Linked DNA regions of Mus musculus: region 2 is linked to region 1. The links are chromatin loops, found by intact Hi-C in ENCODE. Cell type or tissue: gastrocnemius. All regions are shown on one strand. Each heading gives the region's core, and the rest is flanking DNA. Links, peaks and the distances in the headings are about the cores only.

The links. Peaks named below come from ENCODE experiments on the same cell type or tissue, not always from the same donor. Only the 100,000 strongest peaks of a DNase experiment are listed, where the experiment ranks them.
Region 2: a loop joins it to region 1, with 2.9 times the contacts of the local background. A loop is called at or near these places in 4 of 42 quality-filtered maps.

What each region holds. Positions count from the first base shown.
Region 1 is chr1:179,519,424-179,533,882 of GRCm38, reverse strand. It overlaps Tfb2m (transcription factor B2, mitochondrial), which reads left to right. Exons shown (of 8, transcript NM_008249.5): 5 at 161-250; 6 at 1,756-1,818; 7 at 2,419-2,579; 8 at 4,529-5,829. The coding sequence ends at 4,706. It also overlaps the pseudogene Gm5561. Among named protein-coding and RNA genes, the nearest start is that of Smyd3, 8.6 kb to the right of the region's middle. In gastrocnemius, for the core only: a CTCF peak has its summit at 2,802; no DNase peak of the experiment used is centred there.
Region 2 is chr1:179,743,682-179,759,668 of GRCm38, reverse strand. It overlaps Ahctf1 (AT hook containing transcription factor 1), which reads left to right. Exons shown (of 36, transcript NM_026375.2): 31 at 1,640-1,734; 32 at 4,015-4,220; 33 at 5,597-7,358; 34 at 10,979-11,112; 35 at 12,413-12,489; 36 at 13,141-14,765. The coding sequence ends at 13,336. Kif28 (kinesin family member 28) reads left to right here and starts at 14,469. Exons shown (of 23, transcript NM_001370897.1): 1 at 14,469-14,552. The coding sequence starts at 14,469. In gastrocnemius, for the core only: no CTCF peak of the experiment used is centred there; a DNase peak (open chromatin) is centred at 6,473.

The DNA of each region.
Region 1 (14,459 bases), core at 1-5,000:
CTCCTGCCTCTGCCTCCTGAGAACTAGGTTTAAAGGCCATGCCTGGCCAATTCTCATCTTTTAATTTAAAATTTTAGATGCTATTAAGATGTTTCAATTAAATCCAACATTTGATATTTATTAAGATTCTATGTGACATAATTTTGTTTGTTTTTACTAGAAACTGATAGCGACTCCTAAAAGACCGGATTTATATCAAGTAATGGCTGTTCTTTGGCAAGTGGCCTGTGACGTTAAGTTCCTGCACATGGTGAGTGACATTTTAATGCCAGAAGAACCGGGTTACTCAGATTGGTAAGTGCAGACCCTGCACTAAAGGTTTAAAATATGAATTTCATTATTTTTTAACCTGTTTAATTTTGTTTTACTTTGAAGTAGAGTGTGACTATGTAGCTCTACCTGGCCTGGAACTCTTTATTCCTTATGGAGATCAGAATGGCCTTGAATTCCTCCTGTCTCTGCCTCCTGAGTGCTAGGATTAAAGGCATGTGCTATTACCAGCTCTTGAGAGGAGATTAACACTGACACTTGTTTACCAACTTCTCTTATAAAAGTAATATGACTGGCTCATTGATAAAACTAAGGAAACTAAATTCACAGTTCCACCTTCCTCTACCTCCCGTGTGCTGGGATCAAAGGTGAGCACCACCACCACCCAGCAATGCTTTGTTTTTTGAGAGGGGTTTTGTTGTGTAACCTCAGACTTTTCATTCTCTCCTCTCAGCTTCCTTGAGTGCTATGATTATAAATGTGTATCACCGGGCTAGAGAGATGGCTCAGTGGTTAAGAGCACCGACTACTCTTCCAGAGGTCCTGAGTTCAAATCCCAGGAACCACATGGTGGCTCACAACCATCTGTAATGAGATCTGATGCCCTCTTCTGGTGTGTCTGGAGACAGCTACAGTGTACTCATATACATAAAATAAATTAATAAACATTAAAAAAAAGGAAAGTGTTTTTAAAAAACTGTGTATGACAGTATTTAGCTTGATACATTCCCTTTACCTTTTATACAAAATGTTTCCAAATTCAATAGTCAGCCATTGTTAACACTTACTGAGCTACAAAATGTTTCCAAATTCAATAGTCAGCCATAGTTAACACTTACTGAGCATTGCCAGATGTGATTGAAGTGATCTATCCTTTCATCTGTGCAGGGTTTTGGATTTGAGGCAAGTGCTTAAATACAAAGCTACAAACCTTAGCACCTAGGTATGGGACTTCTTTGTTTTTGGTTTGTAGGGTGGGTAGACTGGGTCTCTGTAGCCTCTACCTCCCAAGAGTAGAGATTGTTTACCACCACATCCAGGTTTACATAGGTAGATTATTTTAAGGCAATAATAATTTGAGACATTTTGACAAAAGAGAATTAACTGAAAGGACTGAGGAGCCTTGGTCTTCAGTTGTGAGATATAAACTAAACAACGTCTTAGGGTTGAGGAGATGGCTCAATGGGAAAAGCACTTGCAGAGCAAAACAGGAGGACCTGAGTTCAATTCCCAGCACCAATGTAAAAAGTCCAGTGCAGTGGGCCTTGCCTCTAATCCCAGGTCTGGGGAGGCAGAGACAGGAGGATCCTTAGTTCTACAGAACCCACAAGCCCCAGGTTCATGAGAGACACTGACGTGAAAAATAGTGTGGAGAGAATGATGAGGAAAACCGCCTCCAACCTCCACACACATCCATATGTACACATTTGTCACACACAGACCTATGGGAAGAAAGAAATAGCGTGTCTGTTTTTCTTCCTCTAGGAACCTTGGTCGTCATTTAGTGTGCATACGGAAAATGGGCACTTAGAAAAGTCAAAGCACGGGGTAAGAACAAATGATGCCGTTCTTTTTCATCATGTAATCAAGTGTTTATTTTCTCTTAAGATTGTCTTTAGAGGCTGGAGTGATTATCTTATCTTTATTTTTAATTAACAAATTTTCAGTAATAAGAATGTACATACATATGTGTGTGCATACACAGTATATAAATGTATGGTTAGGCAAAGAAGGAATAAGAAAAAGCTAGTCGGAAATACTTCTGTATCCTTGGGACTGGTGGTGGAGTCCCTTACCCAGCAGGAGCTCCATTCAGGATATGGATGAGCTATGGGGCTATGTTTGAGCTCTGATTTTCACTCGAGTCAAGTCAGTAAACGTTAGCTGTCCAGGTTGAACTTCCAGGCCAGGAAGTGGTGAGTGGCTCACTAGGCACGCATTGGGTTTGCCCTGCAGCTGAGGAATGGAACTGGACCCTGCTATCACCTCTTCTATCACCTGACAAACAGGTTACAAAGTGTTAACCTGTCAACAAGAAGACCCAGAGACGTGTGGGACATGCAGTGACTATTGTGAAGACATAAGCAATCAGCATTCTACTCTGGTAATAGTTTATGACTGACAAAAATTATTTTTCTTTCTGTCTAGGAATCAGTAAATTTACTGAAACAAAACCTATATCTTGTTCGAATGACTCCTCGTAGGACTTTATTTACAGAAAACCTAAGTCCTTTGAACTATGATATATTTTTCCACTTGGTAAAGCATTGCTTTGGGAAACGCAATGCCCCAATAATACGCCATTTACGGTAAGTAGAAATTGAATAAAGATGAGTAGAAAAGTAGAATTTACTGAGATTGTCTCCTGCTTTAGAAGGTGGCTTTTCACATCTTGATTTGGAGTAAGGTGTGCCCATGTTTCATTTACCTGTTAAAAATACTTCTTCTGGGCCAGAGAGAAGGTTGAAAACCAGTTCACAACTGTAATTCCAGTTCCAGGGGCTCTAGCACGCCTTGCTGGCCTTTGTGGGTACCACACACATGGCATACACACAACTACCCATAAAATAAAAGTCAAGAAAAACAGTAAATAAAAATGCCTTTTCTCCCTGTTGCATATTATGTTTTCCACACACTCCAAGTTTCGTTTATTTTCATTTTTAAGTAGCAAAATCAAGGATACTCGAAGGTTGTTTTAGCCTCAGTTTATATTTTCTTATGTGTGTGTACATGTGTGTGCTGTGCCCATTGAGGCCAGAACAGCATGTTGTATCCCCTGGAGCTCGAGTTATAGATGATTAAGAGCTGCTTGACATAGGCGCTGAGAACTGAGCTCAGGTCCCCAAGAAGAGCAGCAAGGACTCTTAACTGCAGAGCCATCTCTCCATCCTATGTAATGTAGTCTCTATTTACCTTGTAACTAGCAGTACCTAAAGTATCGTCAAAAGATGGAAAAGTGTTAGTTATTTTAATGAATCATCATATACCATAGAACCTTAGTATGCCTATTGACTGGAGACATTTATTTTGAGATTGGGTTTCATGTAGCCCAAGCTAGCCTTAACTTTCTGTACAGCCAGAGATGACTTTGAACTTGTTTTGTTGTTGTTGTTGTTTCTCGAGACAGGGTTTCTCTGTGTATCCCTGGCTGTCCTGGAACTCACTTTGTAGACCAGGCTGGCCTCGAACTCAGAAATCCGCCTGCCTCTGCCTCCCGAGTGCCACCACGCCCGGCTGACTTTGAACTTGTGAACCTCCTGCCTTTACTTCCCAAGTACTGGGGTTATGGATGTGCAGATGTGTGCCAGCTCAGTGTATTTACACAGAAGGGTCAGCCTGCAATCCCAGTACCCAGGATCCTGGTCACATGAGTCCCAGGCCAGCGGGGACAGAGAGTGAAACTATCTTAAAAAAAAGAAACCTCACCCATGTTGGTGGGGCACGCCTTTAATCCCAGCACTTGGGAGGCAGAGGCAGGTAGATGTCTGAGTTTGAGGCCAGCCTGGTCTATAGAGGGGGTTCTGGGCTTACATAGAAACCCTTTCTCAAAACAAACAAACAACCACCCCCACCCCCAAAAGCCTCAAAACCCAGAAGCTTCATATACACACAAAAGTTTTAAAATGTCAATAAACCACAATTAGAAACCTAATTTTCATCTCAAGGTCTTGGGGTAGTGGCCATTTAAATGCAAATATCAAAAAGAAAGAAAAAGAAAACCATTAGATGTATGTGGTGGCACACACCTTTAATCACTGTACTCAGGATGCAGAGGCAAGGGGATCTCTAAATTTGAGGCTAGCCCAGTCTACATAGTAAGTTCCAGGCCAGCGAAGGCTATGTGGTGAGACCCTATCTCAAAATAAAAATGATAATATGTAAACTAGAATTTTTGTGAGAATTAATTATACCTTGTTAGAATTTCAATTGGTGATTTTCATTGCAGGCTAGCTGTGAATTTTTAAGAGTACCTGTCCCGGTCTCCTGGGTGCTGAGGTTATAGCCATAACACACTTATGTACACATTTCCTATCCAGACTGAGTGAGGCATTCATCCCTGTATCCCAGTACTGGGAGATTAAGGTAGGAGGGTCGGTTCAGAGTCGTCTCTGTACAGAGTGGAGAATACACATGTCATATATAAACTGTCAACTGAATTCAGTTATATGTGTTAGCCATTTTACTTGGACATAGGAGGCAGCTTTCTCAGCTGTAGCTGACAGTTGTAAAAGTGTGTCTCTTTGGTTTTCCTCTGCAGTTCACTGAGTACGGTTGATCCTATTAATATCCTGAGGCAGATAAGAAAAAACCCTGGAGACACAGCTGCTAGAATGTATCCTCACGACTTCAAAAAACTTTTTGAAACCATAGAGCAATCGGAAGACTCCGTCTTTAAGTGGATCTATGACTACTGCCCGGAGGACATGGAGTTCTAGGAAGAGTCTGCAAGCCGAGAGTGAGCTGGAGCTGTTTGTCCATTATTTTGAAATCATGTGACAAATGAACACTGAATTTCAAGAAGTTCATATCCTTTTAACAGAAGAGAAACTACCCTTGTTTGGCACAAATGAAGCAAATAATTTCTTCTCAAGTTGATACCTTTGATACACAGAAAACACAGTGGCTGCAGTATTATTCAAAGTTAAATAAAACGAAAACCTGTCAGTTTGATCAGATCAAATCTACTTTGTTTTAAAGTACTCTCTGCCGTAGATCAATGGTAGAACACATACCTAGTATGTCCAAGGTTTTGGTTTTGCTCCCTTGTAGACGCCCGACTCGCCAGCAAGAATGACGCCACAACAGGATTCTTTTGCACACGTTTATTGGGAGAGCTTGATAGCGAAAGCGAAAGACCCCGAGCCCAAAAAACCAGTGCTGCTTATATAGGCCTAGGATAGGTGTGTCTACACCTGATTGGTTATGCTTTCAGTACCTCATTTACATGCCTTGGGCCAGGCAGTGACTCTGCAAAAAAAAAAAAAACTCTACTGCACATGCGCACATTGGTTGTTTACCCATATTCATGGGCGTCAGCTTATTGAAACCAGTACCATCTTGTAATGGCGTTTATTGGCTTCCCATACTCCCTAGCACAGGAAATTTTTAAAAAATTTCTATTTACTGTAAAGGCCCATAGGTATGGAGTATTTTCAATTGTAATTTAATTTACTTTAAAAAAACAAAAAACCTTTGGGCCAAACCTCTTTAAATATGCACTTTTCACCATTGCCAATTGCTTGCATCTCCCTCAGTTTCTATACTGTTACGCTTAGAAAATAAATTGATTTGGGCAGACATGGTGGCATAAGTCCCAGGCCTTGTGAGGTGGAGGGCCCATCAGTTTAATGCCACTTTCAACTGTAGAATTGAGTTTGAGACCAGTTTAGGCTAAGAAAAGACCCTGTCAAGCAAAACAACGGTATAAACTTAGAAAGTGATCAGTTTATCTTTTATTATGTTGAAGTGGATTATCAGGCACTATGCAATCCAGTTGTTTAAATTTTAAATTGTAGTATGTTTTAAAACTTTTTGAGAAATAAAAGAATTTGTATATAGTTTGTGTGTATATGTGTGTTTTCTTTTTTGTTCTCCATATGCATGAGTGAAATTTTAAATTGACCCCAAACTTATTTTCAGTGTGCTCTCAGTGAGTAATTCTGTCTGTGTAACTGAAGTGTCTTGAGGCGCTGAGTGCAGTGACGTGCACCTGCAGTTGCATGGGTGTCTGAGGTGGGAGGGGTGAGCCGTCCAGAGTTGGAGACCAGTGTGGTTGTTGATGGGGTTGGGTGCAAGAGAACAAGATTTCCTCTCAACCATGAGACCTCTTGCAAGGTAGGAAAGTGGTTCCTTAGAGTTTGCTGTACAATCATGAGGACATAAGATGAGTTCCCAACACACATATAAAGCTGGGCAACTGTGGTAGGAGTACTGGAGGAGGACACATGGAGCTCATAGGAGGAGGACTCATGGGGAGGAGCTCACAGGAGGAGGACGCACGGGGAAGACAATCTACCAAGTCATGAGATCTAGGTTCAGTTGGAAAGGCTCTAAAGATCTTGTATCAAAAAATAAGCAATAAAGATTTGTCCACCACACACAAGCTTATGCACATATACCACACATAAAAGTATTTCTGTACATGAACCAATCTATCACAGCTATACATTTGATTTTGAGTGGCTGAATGGATTGAGCATGTATTAAGTACAAGAGCAAGGAGCAGGTAGTAGAGTGTAAAGCATCTTCAAGCCGAGTAGTGGTGGCGCACGCCTTTAATCCCAGCACTTGGGAGGCAGAGGCAGACGGATTTCTGAGTTCAAGGCCAGCCTGGTCTACAGAGTGAGTTCCAGAACAGCCAGGGGCTATACAGAGAAACCCTATCTCAAAAAAACAAAAACAAAAAACAAAAAAAAAGCATCTTCAAACTGAGCATGTGGAACATCCTGATTGGGGAAGCAAGCAAGCTAGCAGGATTAGACCAGGCACTTACAACACCCATAAATGAGGAGGGAAGCCCTGCTGGAGTAGGCAGTCCTGGAGTTTTCATAATTTTCTATAGATTTCCATAGTTTCCATAGATTTCCAGGCACAGGGTTCTTCTGTACATGGACAACTTTCTGACCTCTGGTTCCCATTGCTGCCATTTTTATATCATGATGAACAAGTTACCTCTTTTGGAAATGCTCTGCACTCTAGCTGTTCTCTAGAGCGCAGTGTTTTTAATAACCTTGGATGTTCTCTTTTATATTTGTCAGCCTGACCCAGGGACCCAGCCTGATTCAGGACAGGGACACTTTAACATGAGGCAGGGATGTGCTGGCTCTTCATTCCTGACTACTTCCACTTTTGTATTTTGTTTGTTTGATTTTGAGTCAGATCTCACTATAGTAGTCCTGGCTAGCCTAGAACTGAGATGACCTCAAACTCATGGAGACCCACTTGCCTCATCCTTTCTAATGCTCAGATTAAAGCCCCAAGACCAACCCAGAGTCAGTGACCATTTACCTATATAATATATTTTATCTCTGCCACATTTAATATTTCTACTATTTTTATAATCTGTTTTTTCCATATATTCTTGATCAATTGTTTGATCAACACCAGGCTTGCCTGAGCTTAACTCAGTTACACCTTGTGATAGTAGTAATCTATGAACACCATTACTATTTCCTGGACCACTGAGGTTTCCTGAATCTTAGCACTGGGATCAATCAAGAATTATGTGGTCCTTGAAAGGCATGCTCTAATCCAGTACTTGCAGGGCAAAGACTGGAGGATCTCCTTGAGTTCCTGGCAGGCATGGTCTACACAAGAAGTCTATGTAGCAACCAACAGTTCTTGACAAACAACAATTCTTTTTTTTTTAATTTTTTTTATTACATATTTTCCTCAATTACATTTCCAATGCTATTCCAAAAGCCTCCCACACCCCCACCTCCCCTACCCACCCATTCCCATTTTTTGGCCCTGGCGTTCCCCTGTACTGGGGCATATAAAGTTTGCCTGTCCAGTGGGCCTCTCTTTCCAGTGATGGCCGACTAGGCCATCTTTTGATACGTATGCAGCTAGAGACAAGAGCTCCGGGGTACTGGTTAGTTCATAATGTTGTTCTACCTATAGGGTTGCAGATCCCTTTAGCTCCTTGGGTACTTTCTCTAGCTCCTCCATTGGGGGCCCTGTGATCCATCCAATAGTTGACTGTGAGCAAACAACAATTCTAAACGTCGGGAAATCTGATTCCACCATCTCTTAGTGTTCTATTGTTGTGTAGAGATACCATGACCACAGCAACTCTTCTAAGAGAAAGCATTTAATCGGGTCTGGCTTACAGTTTTAGTTTAGTTCATTTTCAGCATGGTGGCATGCAGGCAGACATGGTGTTGGAGAGGTAGCTGAGAGTTCTACATCTATGACCACAGGCAGCAGACAGAAAGCCACTGGGTCTGGCTTAGGCTTTTGAAACCTTAAAGCCCAGCCCTACTTCCTCCAACATGGCCATACCTCTGAATCCTTCTCAATGCCATTCCCTGATGACAAAGCATTCAATCATGAGCCTAAGGGGGCCATCTTATTCAAACCACCACATACCATTAACCCTTTTAAGGTTTTAAGATTGACTTTCACAGGCAGTCAGCAGGAGGGCTTCTTCTGCACCAGGTGGAACTTGAGCATAGAAGGGACTCTCAAAGCCCATCCAATAAGGCCACACCTAATCCAACAAGGTCACACCTCGTAATAGTGCCACTTCAATGGGTCAAGAATATTCAAATCACCACAATATATAACCTTAAGTCTGCCCCCACACTTTCATCAAAGAGACCACATCTCCTAACAATGCCACTCCCTATGGGCCAAGCATTCAAACACGAGTCTCTGTGGGCCAAACCTATTCAAACCACCACACCATCCTTTCATCAATTCTTTTTGCTATATTTTTATGGTTTGTTTGTTTTTGTTTTGTTTATCCGAGACAGGATTTCTCTGTGTAGCCCTGGCTATCCTGCAACTCACTGTGTAGACCAGGCTGGCTTGCCTCTGCATCCCAAGTTTTGGGATTAATGGATTGTGCCACCACTGTCCTGAAGTGGAAATCTCTGGTTTTTTTGGACACTCAATTGTGCCATGTGATATTTTTTTGGAAGCTGTCTTATGAGAGGATGTTTTGCTGAGGCAGACACTTGAGAGGAAACATGATGTCTGGAAAGAGTATGAGTAGAACCCAACAGACAGCGAATGATGCTCTTGCACTGGCTTGCCTTGCAACACTTTGCTGGTCTTTGCTGATCTTCCTTTGTTCCAACTTCATAGAGAACTTCTTGTGGTATTCTGGCTACTTCTGGCCACTTCTACCAACTCCTGCAGACTTAGCAGAGCCTTGTAGTTTCTTCTGGTTTGAGCTGCTGCCACTCATTTAGGTTTGGTGTTTGACAACTGGACTGGACTGCTGCTGTTGATTCATGTTTGATGTTTTAGACTGGACTGCTGATATCCTGGCAACAAAGACTGGAATTGCCCCTAAGAACTACCTCTAAACAGATCCACGAACTCTGTTTCCTATTAACCCTTTTTGTGGACTAGAAGGGAAGTTGAAGCGTTAAAGAACCTAAGTAAAATAATTTTTGAAAAAAATCTAAGCCCATACTGTCCAGCTTTAAAAAAAAAAAAGTTTTACCTAGGAAAACGAAATAGCTGCCCACACAGTTCTCTTCTAGATAGGATTGAAGACTAAGTGCTGAAAGACTAAGAAGAGAACTAAAGTCCTTCACATTCCAGGATGAGTCTCCTTCAGGAACATTCAATAATACTTTTGCTTGGGGACTACTTATAATTTTGCAGTAAGAAAATAAATGATGCAGCCATGAGCATTGGCTCATACGTGTAATATCAACAAGATAGGTGTCTTAGAAGGCTCTGCACACACGGCACATACACATTTATGTATATTGGCAAAATATTCCTCATAACATTGATAAGGGTAAATTAAATTTAAAAAAATGTAAAAGTAGGAAAAAAGGGGAGAGAGAAGAGTTGCTGAAACCCGCACGCTCCTGAAGTGATGTCTGTGACTGATGACCTTCAAGCCACAAAACTGGATGTTAAATTTATTAGAAGATGGAGAATTTTGAGTTCCATGTGCAGTGAATATATACTACATCATTGGTAAGGCATCTCAGAGAGTTTTTGAAACAGTTCAGCAATTCTTGGCTAACTGTTTGCTCAGTTTATTACTCAGACTGCTGACCGAGGTTATAGCAAACATTTATAGCCACTGTTTAATTTACCTCTTGCTAATAAAATAGTGTATTCACCTTACAATTAGGGTTTATGGGAACTGAGGTTTAATCATCCCATGCTCCAGTGATTCCCACCAGGTCGTTAAAAGCGAGCAAGTGAGAATGACGGAGATGGGCAAGGAAGCATTAATTTTTGCATATTTTTACCTACATATCTTATGTGTTTGTGCACACATGTGCACATAGATATGTATACTTGAGTGTGTGTTTGTGTGCAGGCTAGAGATCAATGTGGGTAAGAGATCAATGTGGGTATCTGCCTCAATATTTCCCCATCTTATTTGGGGGTGGGGGGGTGGGGATCTACCAGCTTCTTCCTCCCCAACATTGGCCTGTGTAACTGTGCCTGGCTCTTTTTGGTTGGGTATTGGGAATCTGAACTCAAGTCTTCACGCTTACTTGGCAAGCATTTTATCATCTGAGACATCTCCCCAGCTCTCAAATGTTTAATATTTTTCGGTCAACAGCATGGTTCATCTGGTAAAGGGGCTTGCCTTACAAATCACACAGTCTGGGGCCGGTGAGATGGCTCAGTGGGTAAGAGCACCCGACTGCTCTTCCGAAGGTCCAGAGTTCAAATCCCAGCAACCACATAGTGGCTCACAACCATCTGTAACAAGATCTGATCCCCTCTTCTGGTGTGTCTGAAGACAGTTACAGTGTACTTATATATAATAAATAAATAAATCTTAAAAAAAAAACCAAATCACACAATCTGAATTCCATCCCAGGATTCCGGAGTGGAAGGAAACAACATGTATAATACACATGTGTACAAAATAATAAAGAAAATTAAAATATAATTAAAAATGAACTTTAGAAACTACATTTATGTGTCTATTTAATTTGTGTGTACGCATGCGTGCCTGCATGGACACATGTACCTGGTGTCAAAGGTCAAGCTCTAAGAGTAGACTGGACTCTTTTCTTGTACTCAATGGGTTGAACCCACAGATCATCATGCTTGGTGGCAAGTGCCTTGACCTTCTGAGCCATCTTTCCAGGGAAATATTTAGTGTTCTAATCATCATTGTACTTCTGCTACCACCGTGTATTTCCCTAACATTGTCATTTTTCCAGATGGAAACTCTATTCCCACTTACTGATTTCCCTCCCTATGTGCTATTTGTCTGGCCTGGTCCTTCATGTTCGTCCTTTTGCATCTGATGTAACTCACCCTACGTGTTTCATGTGTTAGAATTTCATCATTTAGCCGGGCGTGGTGGTGCACGCCTTTAATCCCAGCACTCGGGAGGCAGAGGCAGAGGCAGGTGGATTTCTGAGTTCGAGGCCAGCCTGGTCTACAAAGTGAGTTCTAGTACAGCCAGGGCTATACAGAGAAACCCTGTCTCGAAAAAGACAAAAACAAAACAAAACAAAACAAAAGAATTTCATCACTTACATTTTGCATTATATTTATTTATTCATTTTTGAGTGAAAAAGAGACTGTGTGGGGTCCATAGGACCAACTGGCCAAGTCAGTTCTCTCTCCCCCATGTCTCTCTCTGTCTCTCTCAAAATTACATGTACCAACCAAGGTGGTCAGAAATGGCCGCTAACACTTCATCTTACCAGCTCAGAATGTCATTCCCTTTAATGGCAGAAGAATATTCTTGCACACTCATGCACCACATGTACCCAGGTACCACAAACTTGGTTATTCCTACTTTTTGCAATTGTGAATAAACCGCTGTGCTATGAACACTCGAGTCCTCCCTTTATTTCTCTGGTGTCATGAGACTGTTGTAAGTAAAAGAATCCGTGGGCTGGACATGTCAATCAGTGTAGAGCAGCTGTGCCCAGCATGCACAAGGCTCTGAGCTCAACCCACAGCATAAAAAGGCTCCAAAATAGTGACTACAGGTTCGAGTGTGAAAGTGAATGTTGCAATGTGAAGAGAATTCACGTTGAGCATGAAAAAGTGGATGTGAGATAAACCATGTTGTCATGTCTGCTGGACCCTGCCAGGACTCCATCGGGTCTTGTTTACACAGCCATGTTGTTGAAGTATCATGGGGGATGCTTTCCTCTCCAATCTAGGGCGCAGACATGTAGATGATTTTAAAGGTGAGATGATAGGGTCTCCCTTTCAACATTGTGTTTAAAGAAGTTGCCCAGGTGGTGGTGGCTCACACTTTTAATCCCAGGCCTCAGAAGGCAGAGGCAGGTTGATCTCTGTGAGTCTGAAGCCAGACAGCCAGACAGCCAGACAGCCAGACAGCCAGACAGCCAGACACACACACACACACACACACACACACACACACACACAGAGAGAGAGAGAGAGAGAGAGAGAGAGAGAGAGAGAGAGAGAGAGAGAGAGATTGAGTGAGAGAGAGAGAGCTCTCACAGAGTAACTTTAAAGAATTTGTAGTGAATGCCTCATCACAAATTGAGCTCAGGACACACAAAGTCCCGGCTCTATTTCCAGCACCAAGCACAACACAATGAAACAATGCAAGTTGTGACAAAACAGTGGGTACACACTTAAGTGAGACGGGGAAAGGCTGGTGAGATAGTTTAGGGGGTGAAAGGCTTGCTCTGCAAGTCACATAAAAGTGGAGAGGGATTGGAGAGATGGCTCGCGGTTAAGAGCACTGACTGCTCTTCTGAAGGTCCTGAATTCAAATCCCAGCAACCACATGATGGCTCACAACCATCCATAATGACATCTGATGCCTTCTTCTGGGGTGTCTGAAAACAGCTACAGTGTACTTACATATAATAAATAAATAAATCTTTAAAAAAAAGGTGGAGAGAGAACCTTTCCACAGCACTGTCTTCTAACGTCTACGCCCACAGGGAGGCACACATTCACTCACACTCATGGACATGTATCACAGACACACACTAACTCAATAAACTCAATAGTAAAGTTAATAATTACTCTTATAAGAATATTTCTGGTTTTCTCTTCCGGTCTCAGGTGCTGCGGGAGCCGCGGGATACCGTGCAGACATGGCCAAGTCCAAGAACCACACCACACACAACCAGTCCCGCAAATGGCACAGAAATGGCATCAAGGAACCCCGGTCGCAAAGATACGAATCTCTTAAGGGGGTTGACCCCAAGTTCCTGAGAAACATGCGTTTTGCCAAGAAGCACAACAAGAAAGGCCTGAAGAAGATGCAGGCCAACAATGCAAAGGCAGTGAGTGCGCGCGCAGAGGCCATCAAGGTCCTGGTGAAGCTTCAGGCCATCAAGCCCAAGATGCCAAAAGGCCCCAAACTCAAGCGGCTGGCTTTCATCGCTCACCCTAAGCTTGGGAAGCGGATTCGAAGCTACATGGCCAAGGGTCAGAGGCTCTGCCAACCGAAGCCTAAGGTCCAAACCAAGGCAGGGGCCAAAGCGCCAGCTAAGGCCCAGGCTTCAGCTCCAGCCCAGGCTCCCAAAGGTGCTCAGGCCCCCAAAGGTGCCCAGGCCCCTGTGAAGGCCCCATAGAAAAGGCTCCTGCCAGTGTGAAGACAGACGGACTGCTGTGACACACCTCCCCACACACTATTTGCAGATGACCAGTGTCCTATGCTGTTCTTACAAATAAACTCAGGCAAGATCTGTTAAAAAAAAAAAAGAATATTTCTGGGTGTGATGGCACATGCCTTTGATGGAGGCAGGTGCAGGGGCAGGGGCAGGGGCAGGAAGTGGAAACTTAAGGGTTCTTTTGAAAGTCAGTTGTGTTGGATGGTGTTTTGCTGGCAGAAACCTGTGAAGGAGTGTTTTCCTGAAGTGGACACAGATGAAAGGCTAAGGTAGACTCCTGAAGGAACGCTTTGCTGACGTCAGTCTGGGTCCCTCCTACTGACTCTTGAGTAGGCTGAGGCCTGACTGCCTCTACTAGATAGTGCCATTGCTGCTGATTCATATTTACCGTCCTGACTCTACCTAACTAGACTACTAATATATCCATAAAGTGCTTATGATTGAGCTGTCGATACTGATGCCTATAAACTAACCTACTGATTTCCTGACAACATAAATAAGATTTACTAAAAAAAGAAAAAAAAATCTAAACTGGCTCACTTCCGCTGTATCCTTTCTTTCCCATTACCTCAAGTAGGTGGTGGGCTTCAAGAGAGGTTAAAACATTTTAAAAACATCATTAAATATAGACTTTAAAAAAAAATTACAGGCAGTAGTGACGCACGCCTTTAATCCCAGCACTCGGGAGGCTGAGGCAGGTGGATTTCTGAGTTCAAGGCCAGCCTAGTCTACAAAGTGAGTTCCAGGACAGCCAGGGCTACACAGAGAAACCCTGTCTCGAAAAAAAAAAAAAAAAAAAACAAAACAAAACAAAAAAAAATTAAAGTTACAGGAAGGGGCAGGGGCAGAGGCAGAGAGGCAGGGGTGGGGCAAGGGGCAGGATTAGGGACAGGGTTGGTGGGTGGGGCAGAG
Region 2 (15,987 bases), core at 3,781-8,780, 220 kb before region 1:
GTTTAATGAGAGACTGTCTCAAAAAATAATATAGAATTCATAGACCTCTGTATCAAAAAACAAAAGACCCAAACATGATTTTGATAGTCATTCAAAAATATGCATAAGAAGTACCCGCAAAGCAAAGGTGATGTCCATCAGTGCTTGCTGTCTGAAACACGGTCTAGTTTAGGTATGGTGACTCACAGAGGCTGAGAGAGGAATGTGAGTTTCAGGTCAATCTTGGTTATTATAGGGAGATACTCTCCAGCAGTGAAGAGAACCCCCAGGCTAGCAGATTGGTTCTAGTTCCTAATTATACTCAAGTGTAAGGTTACCTTGAAGTATACACTAGCACACTGCTTCAGTTATAGAGCCAGTTGTCCTAATCAATCAGTATGATCACTGGAGCCATCCAGCACCTTTCATTCAACACTTTGATTAACACTGTGTGGAAGATAAACAGTGATAACTTTAATGCTTTGAGGCTCTATGATCATTTAATAAAACTAACCCACATAGACTTTTAATTTGTAAGGCACAGAATAGCTCATTACCTTATGAGTGAGCAGTGGGTCTGATATTAAAACCTACCCACAAAACTTGGATGATCATCTTTGTCAACTCAGTCAAATATTTTTTGCTGAGGATAAAAAATGTAATAACTGGAATCTTCCAGTACTTCAACAAAAATAGTAGGAAAAATAAAGGATTTTCCTGGAGTTTTGTTGTTGTTGTTGTTCCTTATTTTGTAATTTTTCATTTTAATAAAAAATGTTTCGTAGGTTTGATGGACATTTGCAACAATCAAGAAGCAAGTGATTATTCATATTAGAAAAGTTAGTTTCAATGAAAATCTAGATGAATGTCAATATTTGGAAAGCTAGTTTCTTTTTTCATTTGTTGTTTGTTTCCTCTGTGTAGCCTGGCTGACCTGGATCTCATTCTGAAGGCCAGGCTGTTCTCAGATTCAGAGATCTGCCTGCTTCTGCCTCCCTCTGTCAGCACCTGGACAAGCTGGTTATTGGGCAAGTTGTGAAGATTTAGTTGTTGGGTATTAGTCATCAGTACTATAGATACTGTTATCTAGATAATCTCCACACACATAGAAATCTCTGCAAATGTTTCAGAGACTGCTTTCTTGGGAGTATAGTGTTTGTCCTATACTTTAGTTGGAACTTGGAGAAAAGCCCAAGTGATGGATAACTGCCGGAGTATTCTACAGCTTACCATTGTTTATTCTGAGTCATTTATCTTAATATTTCTAGTTAGTACTAAAGTGCTGGTGCTGAGCCTACCAAGTCGTAGGAAATACTGGACACTTGACAGACTTGCCTGAAAAACAAAGACGTAGTTGTAAAATGCCTGACATGTAATTTATATACTTAAAGGCACTTAAACATCATTTTACTTGTACTTTTAAGGCCACAACAGCATTTTTTTTTTTTTTTTACAGAAGAGTAAACTAACTAAAGGAAAGTAGGAGAAAAAAATGCAGCAGTGTTTATTTTATAAATTTTACAAGAGTAAATTTTATAAAATTTAAAATGTTCTTTGATAGTGGGTTCTGAATTCTAGTTTTTATAACAAAGTAGCAAGTAAGAAGAAGGTGGGACAGGTGAAGTCTCATTCACTAAAGTGTGCATTTCTGTTTCTCAAGGGAAACCTCCACTTCAAACTCCAAGACGTCAGTTCTGGATGGAATCGTGCCTATTGAGAGCCGAACCTCCATACTTACAGCAGACCACAAAGAGTGTATGTATCATTTAGGGCTTTGGATCAGTAATTTAAAAGAGTATTATTATTAGATTTTTCTTTTCTCAATTCTTCTCTGGCCAGCTTCCATGGAGTAAAAGCATTTTAAGGATATTAACTATCAAAAGAAACTAACTCTTTTGGGGTTTTTTTGGTTTTTTGTTTGTTTGTTTGTTTTTGTTTTTTGTACAGAGTTTATTCAGGGCATGGGAAGGGGAGTTAAGAGGGTAGTAGAGGCAGAGAAAGAGAGTAGAGAAGTAGAAGCTGGCCATGAGCATGTTGGAGAGAGTGGGGAAGGGCAGGGGAAGGGAGAGGGGACGGAGCAGGAGCAAGACAGAAAGAGGATCAAGAGTGAGAACAAAGAAACTTCTAAGAACAGGGACCTTGGTGAGTTTTATGAACATACTTTCTTTTGGAACATGAAAGAGCAAATAAATTACCTGTTCATAGCAGTTTATTCAAGGAAATCAATAAGTACATTACATAAATCAAGTTTTTAATATAACCACTTTGTTTTATACAAATATGAGAATGGTATTTTTATTCTGCGGGTTCACAGTTAGATAGAAGGAAAAGACATGGAATGTCTACTCCAAATACATTTCTTATATATTAGCTCACTTAATCTTAGCACTGTACTTTGATGGCATTTTCTAGATCTAGAGCCTGTACCACCACTATTAAACTTTATGCCCTGTCACAGTGTGAGTGACATCTGGGGCAGGCTGGTGCATTTGATCTCAAGATTGAGACTGATACACAGGAGCTGCAGAGATGGCTCATGCTCATTGTTAAGAGAGCTGACTGCTCTCCCAGAGCTCCTGGATTCAGTTCCCAGCAACCACAGGGTTGCTCACAACCATCTGTCATAGAACCTGATGCCCTCTTCTGGTATGTCTGAAGACAGTGTACTCATATACATAAAATAAATAAATCTAAAGACAGACAGATCTGATCTACATGACAACTCTAGTATAGCCAGGACTACCACATATAGAGACTGTCTCAAAAACAAATAGGAACAACAATAAGAAAATGAAATGGAATGTATATTTTTTGTAAAATAATCTAGGGAAGATTCTCAACATGTAAAGTAAAACCCAAGTTACTCATTTTTGGCTCTGTTGTTACCAATTTACATTGTCTTCTTGGGTCTGTGCTGTGCTTTGGGAAGAGAAGATAGTAGGTGACTACAAGCTGCACAGGTCTGAATGGGACTGCTGTGGTTTTGTGAGTCAGGTCTGCACTTTATTGTATGTTGTTCCTGGGTATGTTTTGTCTGATACACACTATCTTCCTGTAAAATGTGTGTAGTAGGGCTTGGCAGCTACTCTAGTGCTAATGCTATCTGCTATTGTAACTATCATGACATCATCAGTACATTTAATTTAAAAAAACTTATTTAATACTTTTATGTAGCAGTAACACAGGACAAGACATTCTGTCCCTTAGTGTTATAGCCTGTCATTGAATAAGTATGTTCTATGCTGTACTACTTTTTGGTAAACATTTGATCACAATATTTTTGTCAGGTAATGTGCTTTGTGTATTGAGAGGGGACAGTGGGTTATGGTGGCAAACACGGGTGAAAATCATCTCTCACTGAATTAATATTTACAGACTAAGAGTATGAGCCCATTAAAAAGTATAGGGGTATTTAATCAAACTAAACATAGACATCTTTTTTCCCTCTTGAGGTTATCATGTTTTGCATCATTCACAAATGCCAAGCCTCATATTGACATAAAACTTAGACAAGAGACATGAAAGGGATTTCCTTTTTAATTGGGCTATAAAATTATGACATATCTGAGAAAACATCTGTATCTATTTGGATGATTGCTACCAAAAGAAAAACGCCCATCCATTTTATAGACAACTGCAAAGTCGAGGTTGCAGATCTCTTGTAGAGTTCTGCTAATGAAGGTGGCTAGTTTTTTAGGAGTCTGGAGTCCCCTTAGAGTAGTTACCATTATGGTAAACTTTGACAATAATGGCAAGAATTGTATCCAATTTGGAGAAGCCAAGTGGTTCAAGTATGAAGTTTTTCTTCCATGTTTGCCTTTGTGGGAAATGTACACATTGTTGAACGCATACAGAGTAAGAGTCACAGAGAGGCCTTCCTCCTTGAGATATTACAAACTTTCTGGTAGTTTATTAAGATAAAACTCTTTAAGTCTAGGTAAGTCTTTGCTTTTTGAGTTATATGAATCTAGCTTTTTGTCTGGAATGTTTAAGAAGTTACTCTGGTTTTGTTTGTTTGTCTGTCTGGTTTTCCAGCTGTGGCCAACACGGTTGCAGATGTTGAAAGCTCTGGGTCCACCAGCTCCAAGTGCCCGGTTACCTCTGAACGCAGCCTCGGCCAAAAACTAACATTAAACTTAAAAGAAGATGAAATAGAAGCTCATGTACCAAAGGAGAACGTTGGTTTACCAGAAGAAAGCCCTCGAATTTCTGCTGCTCCTTCTGATACTCACGAGATTCATGTAAAAATATTACTTTTTTAATGCTTTCTAAATTTTAGTATAGTTGGGCTTTAAAGTTGCTCATTTAAACTTAATCTGCTCATTTGACAACAACATTTTTAAGATCTCAAAAAATAAGTATAAATGTTTTGTGGCATATAAAATAACACAAACTTTAAGAGATTAGTTTTTATGTAAAATCAAAAGATTATATTAAGGCACAATTAACATAATATTAATTAATATTAGCAGTTTTGTTGTTGCTCATTTGCTTTAAAATGGAAGGGATTTTTGTTTTGTTTTTTAACTACTTGAGACGTATTAACTGCTTGAGACATTTAGACATCATTTGTAATAAGTGAATATAGTAAACAGGATCTCCCTGCATATCTGTGGGAGAGAGACACTAGAAAAAGAATTCTTTTAGTACTTCATAGGACTTTCTGCTTTTCTACAGTCTTATCAAATCCCTTTCACGAGTAAGGGAAATTTGAGTAAATGGAGTTAGGAATAACTCTTAATAACTCTTCTAACTCATAAAAATCAAATTGTATGGAATTTGGGGAGTTTATTAATTCATAAATTCATCCACATTCATCTTTTTAAGATTCTCCCCCTGAAATAAATGGCACTAAATTTCCTATTTCTAAAGTTTGGAGGCAACAAATCCATGGGAGTAGGTAATGGGACTCCTCACTTCTAGGTTGGGTCCAGTCTGCCAGTTCACTATTTGGGGAGTGGGAAAATGTCTTTGTCTAGGTGGGTGATAATGTCTACCTTCTTGGTCAGGAGATCTCTCTGTTACTCTCTACCTCCTCCTTTTTCTCCCCTTCCCTTACCAAAAGGTAAATGCAAGGACCATTCCTTCTTCCACCAAACCCTTGCAAGAGAGGTACTGAACTTGAAAGCCTTAGGAATTTCATGGTTTATGCAGCCCCAGCAAAGGGAAGAAGATTGAGTCTAGCCCAAGGGAGCTTATGTAGGTGAATTGTTCTTCAACCTTACGGGGATCATGCTGTTTAGAAAGTGTGGATAGTTAGGTAATTTGGGGATTATTGTTTGGGGTTATTTCCTTTTCTCTAAGTTTTTTTCTTGGTAAAAGAATAAGTCTTTAATTTTCTTAGAATTGTTAGCATAATGATTTTCAAGATTTTGTTAATGCTGTCTTTTTAGCTAAGAAAATGTGGGATTTCTAGTTTAATTCCATCCATAATATGTGTAGTTATTTTGATTGAGGTTTCATTTCTTAAATGGATGTTTCATGACATAAGTCAAGTGTAGTTTGTATTTTAAAATGGACACACAAAGAGTAAGATGTCGTTAAAATTCTGTGTGCTTTAGATCAAAATGAACTTTATAATTCATTAACTAGTTTCTTTACCTTTAACTCATTTTAGCTAATTGGATGTGAAAATCTTGAAGTTCAAAATTCAGAAGAGGAGGCCAAGAATCTTTCATTTGATGAGTTGTATCCCTTAGGGGCAGAGAAACTTGAGTATAATCTCAGTACTATTGAGCAGCAGTTTTGTGACTTGCCTGATGACAAAGACTCTGCTGAATGTGATGCTGCTGAAGTAGACGGGGAACTTTTTGTGGCCCAGAGCAACTTTACCCTGATTTTAGAAGGTGAAGAAGGAGAAGCTGAGGCAAGCGACTCTGCAGCACCTAATATGTTACCGAAAGCGACCAAGGAAAAACCTGTGTGCCACAGGGAACCCCATAATCAGGAGCGCGTTACAGATTTGCCATCTGCTGTGACTGCTGACCAAGAATCCCACAAGGTAGAGACTTTACCGTATGTGCCTGAACCGGTTAAAGTGGCAATTGCAGAAAATCTGTTGGATGTAATTAAAGACACCAGAAGTAAGGAAGCAACTCCCGTGGCAGCAGGTGAGGCTGGTGATGAGGACGGAGCAGTGATAGTCTCAAAGGCTGCACATTCGTCCAGGCTGACAAACTCTACACCGAAGACTGTTAAGGAACCACATGCAGAGACTGTAAATACCAGCCAGAATGATGACATGGTTTCTTCTAGAACTCTCACAAGAAGGCAGCATGCCCTAAGCCTGAATGTCACATCAGAACAAGAGCCTTCAGCAGTTGCCACTCCTAAGAAGAGAACTAGAAAAATTAAAGAAACTCCTGAGTCTTCTGAAAGGACCTGTTCTGACCTAAAAGTAGCACCTGAGAACCAACTGACAGCTCAGAGTCCTCCCGCTCCTAGGAGAGGAAAGAAGAAGGACGTTAGCCAAGGCACACTGCCAAGTTCTGGTGCTGTGGAGCCGGAGCCGGAACCTCAGGGTACGCCGGGAAGACTGAGGCTGAGAACGCAGCCACCCGAGCCAGCAGCTGAAGAAACTCCTTCTAGAACAAAAGTCAGGCTTTCATCTGTTAGAAAGGGAACCCCTAGAAGACTTAAGAAGTCTGTAGAAAATGGGCAAAGTACAGAAATTCTAGATGATCTCAAAGGGAGTGAGGCAGCAAGTCATGACGGGACTGTCACAGAGCTGAGGAATGCCAATTTAGAAGATACTCAGAATATGGAGTATAAACAAGATGAACACAGTGACCAGCAACTGCCTCTAAAACGAAAGAGGGTCAGAGAGAGAGAAGTTAGTGTGTCAAGTGTGACAGAAGAGCCAAAGCTTGACTCATCCCAGTTGCCTCTTCAGACAGGACTCGATGTACCTGCCACCCCTAGGAAACGTGGTAGACCCAGGAAGGTAGTTCCCTTAGAAGCTGATGGTGGCACAACTGGTAAGGAACAGACAAGTCCTCAGAAGAAAGATGTTCCGGTTGTCCGGAGATCTACACGGAACACCCCAGCTAGAAATGTGAGTACTTTAGAAAAATCAGTTTTAGTGCCAAATAAGGAAGCTGCTCTAGTGGTGACATCTAAGAGGAGACCTACAAAGAAGTCTGCAGAGGAAAGCTCAAAAGATCCATCAGCGGCAGTCTCAGACCTGGCGGGTGGAGCAGCCCACACAGAGTCCGCTGACCGAAGGGACGGACTGCTTGCCGCCGCTGCTCTCACGCCATCTGCCCAGGGCACAAGGACTAGGTCTAGAAGGACCATGTTGTTGACGGACATTTCTGAACCCAAAACTGAGCCTTTATTTCCTCCTCCTTCAGTGAAGGTTCCAAAGAAAAAATCAAAAGGTATTTAGTTTTATTCATTTTTATCTTTCTTAGAATACAGAGCCTAAAATTTTGAGGGTTTTGTTGTTGTTGTTGTTGTTGTTTTAGTTAATTATTTAGTTAATTTCCTTAAAGAAAAATTGTGATTAAGACAGAACACCTACTCCCAAAAAACCCAAACCACCAGATAAAATTGACAAAAAGGTTTGTTTCCAGGTTGATGTTCAAATTGACGATTACCCAGATGCTCTATGGCTTTGTGTCCCACAGTCCATTTGACACAGGTCTATCTTGTTCTCTTTCCTCTCTGTCTTTATATCTAAGTAACTTCATTTTGTTTCCCTTTAAATATAACTTTTTGCTGTATTTTAAAAAAAAAAGTCTTCTGAGCCAAACAGTGCTTGAAGTTTAAGAAACAGCATTCTTGTTTGGAATAATGTAACAAACACCTTAGTTCCTCTTTGTCGTGTTAACGTAATTTTCTATATAGCTGTTTTTCTGTTAAAAAAAATACATCTATTACAGAAAATTAGATAATATGCTTTAATCCATGGATGGTCTTATTAAAGAATAAATGGAATAAGCCAAGCACGGTGTACCCCTGTATTCCCAGTATTGAGGCAGCAAGGCCACCTTGGGCTATGTGGCAAGACTCTGTATTAAACCACATGCTACAGTCTATGAACGTACTTCCTTAATGATCATTTTCAGAAACTCATGGTAGATGTATATGTTAGAGCAGGCTCATTAGCCTCTGTGGAAGCCAAAGTGAATCTGGAACTAAGCATTTGGCTGAATTGGCTGGTCAGCAGACCCTCCACTTCTGCTCTATTTTTGCCTCCCAGCACTGAGAATGTAGGCACTTTCGATGTTGTCCAGCATTTTACATTACTGCAGGGACCTCCTCATGCCTACACAGCAGGCACTTTACCCATAGTCTTCTCCACATTTCCTGTTCCCAGATATTCATAGTCTTCAAAGCTCTAAGCATATATGAGATGATAAATTTGGTCACATGTGACATTTCATGTCACTAATATTCCTCTGGTGCTTGAGCATCTTCCTGTGGGATATTCTCATGGTTTAAGGATTCCTGTGTTAGAGTAGGCACCTTTTATTAGGTAGCTGGAGGTACAAGAGATATTTGAGAGTTGGGGTCTCGTTTTGAAGTTGACCACAGTGGAGTCATTTGACCACAAAAAGTAGCTACTAGAGCTACCTCTCCTTCTCCCCAGAGAGCTGTGTTCCAGCCCTGGATTTGTCTTGTCATTTTTAACTTTTTAATCCTCATAATACTGTTCATTGAAATGTTTTTCTGAAGTTTGCAGAGAGATGAGGCATCATCTTACAGATAATAAAACTTTGTGTCTGCCCTAAAAGAGGTGTGTTAAAGAAACCACGACTAGGCCAAACATTTTAAACAGGATACTAAATTCTTAAATTCCTTTTTGTTTTTTTTGTGACAGGGTTTCACTTTGTAACTTTGACTGCCCTAGAACTACCTCTATAGACCAGGCTGGCCTCAAACTAACCGAGATTCGCCTGCCTCTGCCTCCCAAGTGCTGGGATTATAGGCATGTACCACCACCACCAGCTAATTTCATCTTAGTCTTAAAAGTACATGTGGAAGCTTAACTGGAGACTAAGGTGCTCTGGGAAAGCCAAAGATGATGGATGTTGCTCCAGGTAGCCTAGAGAGTTGTGAATATAGACTTGCATTGTTAACAGTAGGAAGGGAGCCTTGCCACCAGAGGCCTGCAGTGTAAGGTCTGCCTCTCATCAGCTGGTGGGGAGGGTGTCTCGTGCTGCTAATGCTCTTCTCTTGGGAAGAGCCAGGGCTTTTATGGGCTAGGGAGGTGACTCAGTCAGTAAAGCACTTGACTCTCAACCTTGATGACCTGAGATTGAATCCCCAAGATCCATGTAAAAAACTGGCATGATGGAAGGGAGAGGCGGAATGCTTGTGAGCCAAGTAGCCTGGCCTGTGTAAAATTCCAGTGTAAGATCTGTATCAACCAAAAGTTGGAAGACACCTGGGGACCAACCCCGAAGGCTGTCCTCTGACCTCCATAGACAGACTCCTGCATCTACACACAAAAGAGCACACACAAAGGCTCAGACAAGTTTGGGGTTGGAGTTTGTTTTTGCTGGTTTTTTGGTGGTGGTGGTGGTGGTGGTGGTTTTTGTTTGTTTGTTTGTTTTGGGTTTTGGTTTTTTGGGGTTTTTTTTTGTGAGTAGTGGTGGTGTTTTGTATTGTTTTATTTGAGAGAGAATCAGGCCAACTGAGCCCCCAACTTATCATTTTCTTACCCCTACCTCCTGATGGAACAAATAGGTTTGGGCCTTCATGGCCCAGCAAAAGTCATACTAGTAAGATTAGACGTCTGACATTGGTCATCTGTCTATTTGCGTGTCTGTCTCTCTTTGCGTGTCAGTGATGTGCATATCATACAAAACTTGTTTGTAAAGCACTTGCTATATGCATCGGATTGTTCTGATCTTTACTGAGATAATTTTCATCTGTATCTTACTTTTTAATTAGCTGAGGCAGGGGTAGTGAGTTCAGAGTCCCGAGTGTAATCTCTGCACTGCTTATGTCATTGCCACTGCTATGGTAGTGCTGTTTAAAGGAGAGTCTGCATGCCGCATTTCTTTTCTATGGCTTACTTTGCAACCCTCTCATTGCCCCCCCCCCAGGATCCTTCCCTGACCCCCTTAACTCTGAGCTGGTGGGGACCCCCACCCTGGCACTTTAGTTATTTTTAAAATGTCTTCATTTGCATGTAGCATTGTATAGATCTTGTTTCAGGTTTTTATGTATGTACATAGCAGTGATCATATTCAGCTCTCCTCCCTACCCTTTCACCCCTCTCCTCTTAGCTGCTCCCTCCATTTCTTGCACTTCTTTTTTTTTTACTTTTACTTTGTATAGTTAATTAGGGAGTGGTTAACTAGTCATCTGTGTTATCTATAACCTCCTACTATTTTTCAGCTTTAACTTTGATAAACTTTCCCACCTATCCATCCCTTCCCCATTAGAATGAGTAGCTCATAATGAGGTAGCTAGAAAGGGTTTTGTTTTGATTTTTGGTGTTTGGTGTTTCTCTTTTAATAGCCCTGACTGTCCTGGAGCTCCATCTGTAGACCTTGAACTCACAGAGCTCTGCCTGCCACCACCACCCAGCCTTAGGATGAGGTTTTAAAGTTGGAGTCTCTTCTTTGCAAGTAAAATTGCTCTTGCAAATAAAATTCACAGTGTAATGAAAACCTCATCTAGAAATGGAGACTCGCAGGCCACATGGGATTCATTCAGCTCCTGAGAGGAGCTGAGGGTCAAACTAATATTCAGTAGCTTTGTGCTGCCTGGAGGCCCATTGTTATGATGTGATAGCATTTACTTTGATGCCTTAACTATTCATGGACAGTGGACTTCCTTAAATAAGAAGGGGGTGTTTTGCCATCACTTCTGTCTCCTGACGTGGATAATAAATGTATATGCTGTATTGTCTTTGGATGTTTTTGTCTTTCTAATGCATACCGTTTCTTCCAGGATTTTTGCTGCTGTATATTGATTGCCTTTTGTTTTGTAAACCAGACATAGTTACAGGTCGATGTTTTGTTTGTTTCCTGCTTGTCTTTAGCTGAGAACATGGAGGCCGCAGCCCAGCTGAAAGAATTGGTGTCAGATTTATCTTCTCAGTTTGTTGTTTCCCCTCCTGCCTTGAGAACCAGGCAGAAAAGTATATCCAATACTTCCAAGCTTCTAGGTGAACTGGTAAGGAAGGCATGAAAACATCTCTGTGATTATTGAGTTATTTGTTTGTGTGTAGACTGTATACCCCAGAATTGTCTAGAAGTCATAATCTTGCCTCAGGCTTCTGAGAGCTGAGATTAAAAGGATGTTTAAGCGATTTTTTTTCCCTAAGTAAATTTGTTGAAAAAAATTATTTAAAGATGCAGGTGGGCTCACAGTTAACTGTACTAGCTGTTCTGGTAGAAGACTCAGGTTCAGTTCCCAGCTCAAAACCTGTAGCTCCAGTTTCTGGGTATCCAGCCTTCTCTTGTAGCCTCCTGGGGTGCCAGACTTGCATGTGGTACACACGCCCTCAAAATACTCAGACACAGGAAATAAAAATAATAAATATTTTAAGCAAGGTAACTTACATTTATATCAAAGGCCCAACCCTGTGTTTGCGGTCTTTAAGACAGGGCAGCAGCAATGTTGTAGCTACAGTTAGGAGTCAAGGTTTAAAATTAAAGTGCTTGCCAGGCATGGTGACATTCACCCTGAATCCCAGAACTCAAGGCAGAGATAGGCTCCCTTGAGTTCAGTTCCAGCCTCTTCTATGTGCTTAGTCCTCAGCCAGCCAGGGATGCATAGTAAGACCATCTCAAAAACAAACAAACAAACCAATAGTAACAAACATGGCCCTTAAAATTATCTGGGTGTTTAGTTGAAGGGACAATTAGTATGCTGAGTACAGTCGTCTCTGCCCAAGTGCCTCTGTCAATATAGGGATGGAGGGGACAGCTGCAGGGATTCAAGTGAAACATGGTGTAGGCTTTGAGTAGTTTCTGTGGAAAGCATTCTAGGAAGGAAGAAAGCCACCTTTGGTGACCCAATGCCTATAAGATAGAGAGAACCTGGCCTCAGAGCTGAAGACATGTTAGGAGGGTGGCTGGTAGAAGTGTAGAGTGAATGCTGACAAAACAAGGTCCAGCCAGTGTGGGCTGAGGAGAGAGAACCATTCTAGTCTAGACCATCAAGTTTCTGTCAGAGAGCCAGAGGGCTCTGTGTAGGACCTAGGAGGGTTAGCAATGCTTGACTCCTTGTCTGAGCAGGGTACTTTTTTAATCAGTACTTTAAATGTTTGATTACAGCCAGGTGGTAGTGGTGCGTGCCTCTAATCCTGGAACTCAGGAAGCAGGAGGAGGTGGATCTCTGAGTTTGAGGTCAATCTGGTCTACAAAATGAGTTCCAGGGCTACAGAGAGACAGAAATAGAGAAGCCCTGTCTAGAAAATCAAACTCTTAATTGCTTAAGCAATTTATATTTTTAAATTTCTAACCCATAGGAGAGTGACCCTAAACCATTAGAGATCATAGAACAAAAACCAAAAAGAAGCAGGACTGTGAAGACAAGAGCAAGCAGGTAAGCAGCACTAGCCCCATCTTCCGTTCATCCCCTGGAGCCAAGAGGGTGCTAGAAAGGGTGAGACCACTTCTCACACAAGCCTAGCCTTGACATTGTGGAGTTCAGCACTTGAAGTTAACATTCGCCACAGAGTGAAGACATACAGTTTATTGTCCACTTGGCGTGGTTGGAAGAGAAGATAGTCTACCTCTTCATTAATTTAAGTCCCACAGCTGTCTCACTACTTAGCAGTATTACTGCATGTGTGGTAAATATGTCCATGTGAGATGCCTTTGTGTAGCAGGACTCTCAGGCTGTGCTTAGGCTTGGCTGACAAATGAAAGTACAAATTCCTTCAACGCGACACAGTTGGCACCGCTCACATGTACACTGCCTTTGTATATGTTCATGCCACTTGCTACTGTTTATAAATTCGTGGGTCTGCTGGCTCTCATCCCATGAGCTGACTATAGGTACGTGGGCCATCCTTGTAACTGCAGAATTTTAGACATATCTGTGGCTGAGTATGCCCCCCGGCACACATGGGGACGCGGTGGGTGGTGAGGCCTTAACCCTGCCTGCAAGTCCACTCTCCAGGTCTCTGCGAGAGAAGCACTTGACCAGACAGCACTTTGTGCCCATTCCTACTTGACTGTATCTTTCTTTCAGAAACACAGGAAAAGGAAGTTCTTGGTCACCTCCTCCTGTAGAAATTAAGCTGGTTTCTCCCTTGGCGAGTCCAGTGGATGAAATAAAGACCGGCAAGCCAAGAAAAACTGCAGAAATAGCAGGAAAAACTCTTGGAAGGGGCAGAAAGAAGCCATCTTCTTTTCCAAAGCAAATTTTACGCAGGAAAATGCTGTAATTTTTAGCCCAAGATTTTAACACGCACCTGTTTGTAAAAGTCAACAGTATTTGTGTGGATTATTAAAGTCACCAATTTGGATGGAAATACTTTATATAAATTGTACAATTTTGTAAGCAGTAAATGAGTAACTCCACATGGAGTGCAGTTCTTGTAGTGCAGGCGTTTTATACGACTTGATGCGTTTATATCAATGTAAATATGACTTATCATTGGGAGGTTAAATAAACTACTGTAAAGTACACTGTGTGTCTGGTAGATTTTTGAGAGGAGCTTTCTGTTTGAGTTGTAATTTTATATGCTACTGGACATATGTTCATATCCTTTCTTTACAGTTAAGATACTAGAACTGTCTTAAAATGAGGGCGATGAACTATTGATTATTTTTAACATTGCTGTTTTATAATGTATGCACTTTGATGCTGTTCCTCGGATCTCTGGTCAGTACCTGTGCTCATTGGGCTTTGCCTGATACTGTGTTGAATTTGAATTGTGGGCATGTGATTTTGCCTTTTTGTAGTTTTACAAATGTTGTGTAATCTACCTCAAATGAGTAATTTTCCAGTACTGCATCGGTTTCCTAGCTAGCAGTTCTCTTCAGTAACTTAAGGACTATCTTGTCTCTCAGTTCAGAGACTTAATTATCCAGGTTAGATTGACCGGTTTCACTGCTTCCTAGCAACCTCATGGAAGGATTGAAGAAAGAAATAAAACAGTGCACCGACGTGTGCCTGCTGCTGAGAAGAGGAGCCGACAAGGTTTAGACTTCCCATGCTGTGAAAGAGCTTGCGACTTCGTCACAGGAGCCTCTCTAGTATTCAGGTTTTAAACTGGTAACTGCCACAGAACCTCAGGCACAGGTTACAGAGAATGGAAGAGTGTGAGCAGATGTCGGAAAAGAGGAAAGGAACCCTCTTTTCTGCAGCGTGTGTACCGTTGGTAATGGCGCCTGATGGAAGCCATGATGTTCATCAATAAATAAGTGTTGTCAAATAATTTATGACAGGTAATTGATAGTGTGTAATGAATGGACGCTTAATAATTGATACCTAAAAGCAGACTTTGTCAGCTAAGCTTTGGATGTTTTCGTGAGCAGTGTGCTTTGTGTGTTATTTTTCTACCGAGTAGCATCATGGATAATGAGAAAATGGGGAGAGTGCCTGTGCCGAGATCGGACAGTGTGAGAGTGGCCGTCCGGGTGCGGCCGTTCAGCCAGGTCAGTCCATGCTCATTGCCTTGCTGACAATTACTGCCTGATTTTATTAATTTTTTAATAATAGTTTCTGAATTTGTATTTAAGCTGCTTGTCATTTATGAAATATTAAACTTATTTAAATGGATTTGTCAAATGATTCACAAAAGCTCTAAGCATAATTTAGTAAACATTTAATTTCATTCCTTGGTACAAGTAGCACAATAAAAAAAACTGACAAGAGAAATACTGTCAAGTTAATAATTATTTAACCAGTGCAGTTTGCTAAATAGAGATGTGCGGTGTCTGTTTTTACTGCATGTCGGTGTGGGGCAGAGATGTCAGTTGGTAAGTGTGCTTGCCTACCGTGCATGAATCCCTAGGGTAGCTCATCAGCACTCTATGAAATGAGGCACAGAGATGTGTGGAATGCCAGCTTGAGGCGAGGCAACCTACTAGAAGCTCAGTTTTTATCCTTGGCTATGTTGTACATTCAAGGCCAGCTTGCACTACATGAAACACCAAGAAATGTTTATCTTAAAAGTAAGTCTTGCCACATGTGGACACGTCAGTGATCCCAACATAGAAAGCTAAGGTAGCAGAGTCATGTTCCTGACCAGACTTCAGTCACATAATGAGAACGTGCCAGTGTGCACTTACATGTTAGTTTTATGGAAACACTGCTCATGAGATCTCATGCGCAAGGCTGCCTCCTCCCCTTGGCTGTGCCCCATCTACCTAGCATACATGGGCACACTCTGCATACCACTCAAGTCAGAAGAACTGGAACTAAGCTCTTCCACAGGTTCCAGAGAGGATGCTGTTCTGTAAGAAGCTTGCCACAGAGGTAGAGAGCTGTGCTGTGTGTTCCCAGTGGAACCTGCTATCCCCCTTTCCATTATAGCACGCTTGTCTTTGCCCACTGTGACCAGTGAAGTTTTGTTACTCTATGACTGCTAGAAAGTGCTAGAGCTAAAGAGAAGTGTCCAGGCAGCTGGAGAGGGTGCAGTGTGTAAGAGCACTGGCTATTGCAAAAGACTTGGGTTCTATTCTCTCCTTGCCTGAGAGCCCAATTTATGCATCTGCAGGTGGCAGCAAACTTCACTGTCACCCCCTGGTAGGAGGTACAGAGAGCTCCTGGAGCAGGCAATGTCCCAGTGTGAGACTATGCTAATGCCATGTGGCTCGTTCCCATCAGCTCTGTGGTGGGCCCAGTCATCACACTAGGTGTGGAAGGAGAAGCTTTCGATCATGTGAGAGTTCTGCAAATTACATCTTTGCCATACAGGAAATGAGAAGTTTGCACTTTGTACCTTGCAACCCTTGTGCAAGCAAACACACACATACCAGGTCAAGAACTGAAAGGATTTTACCTGCTACTCACCTCCAAGGAATGTCTGAGATATCCAGGATCCTGAATCTTGATGCCACCAGCTCGTACCCTCATGAGTACATATGA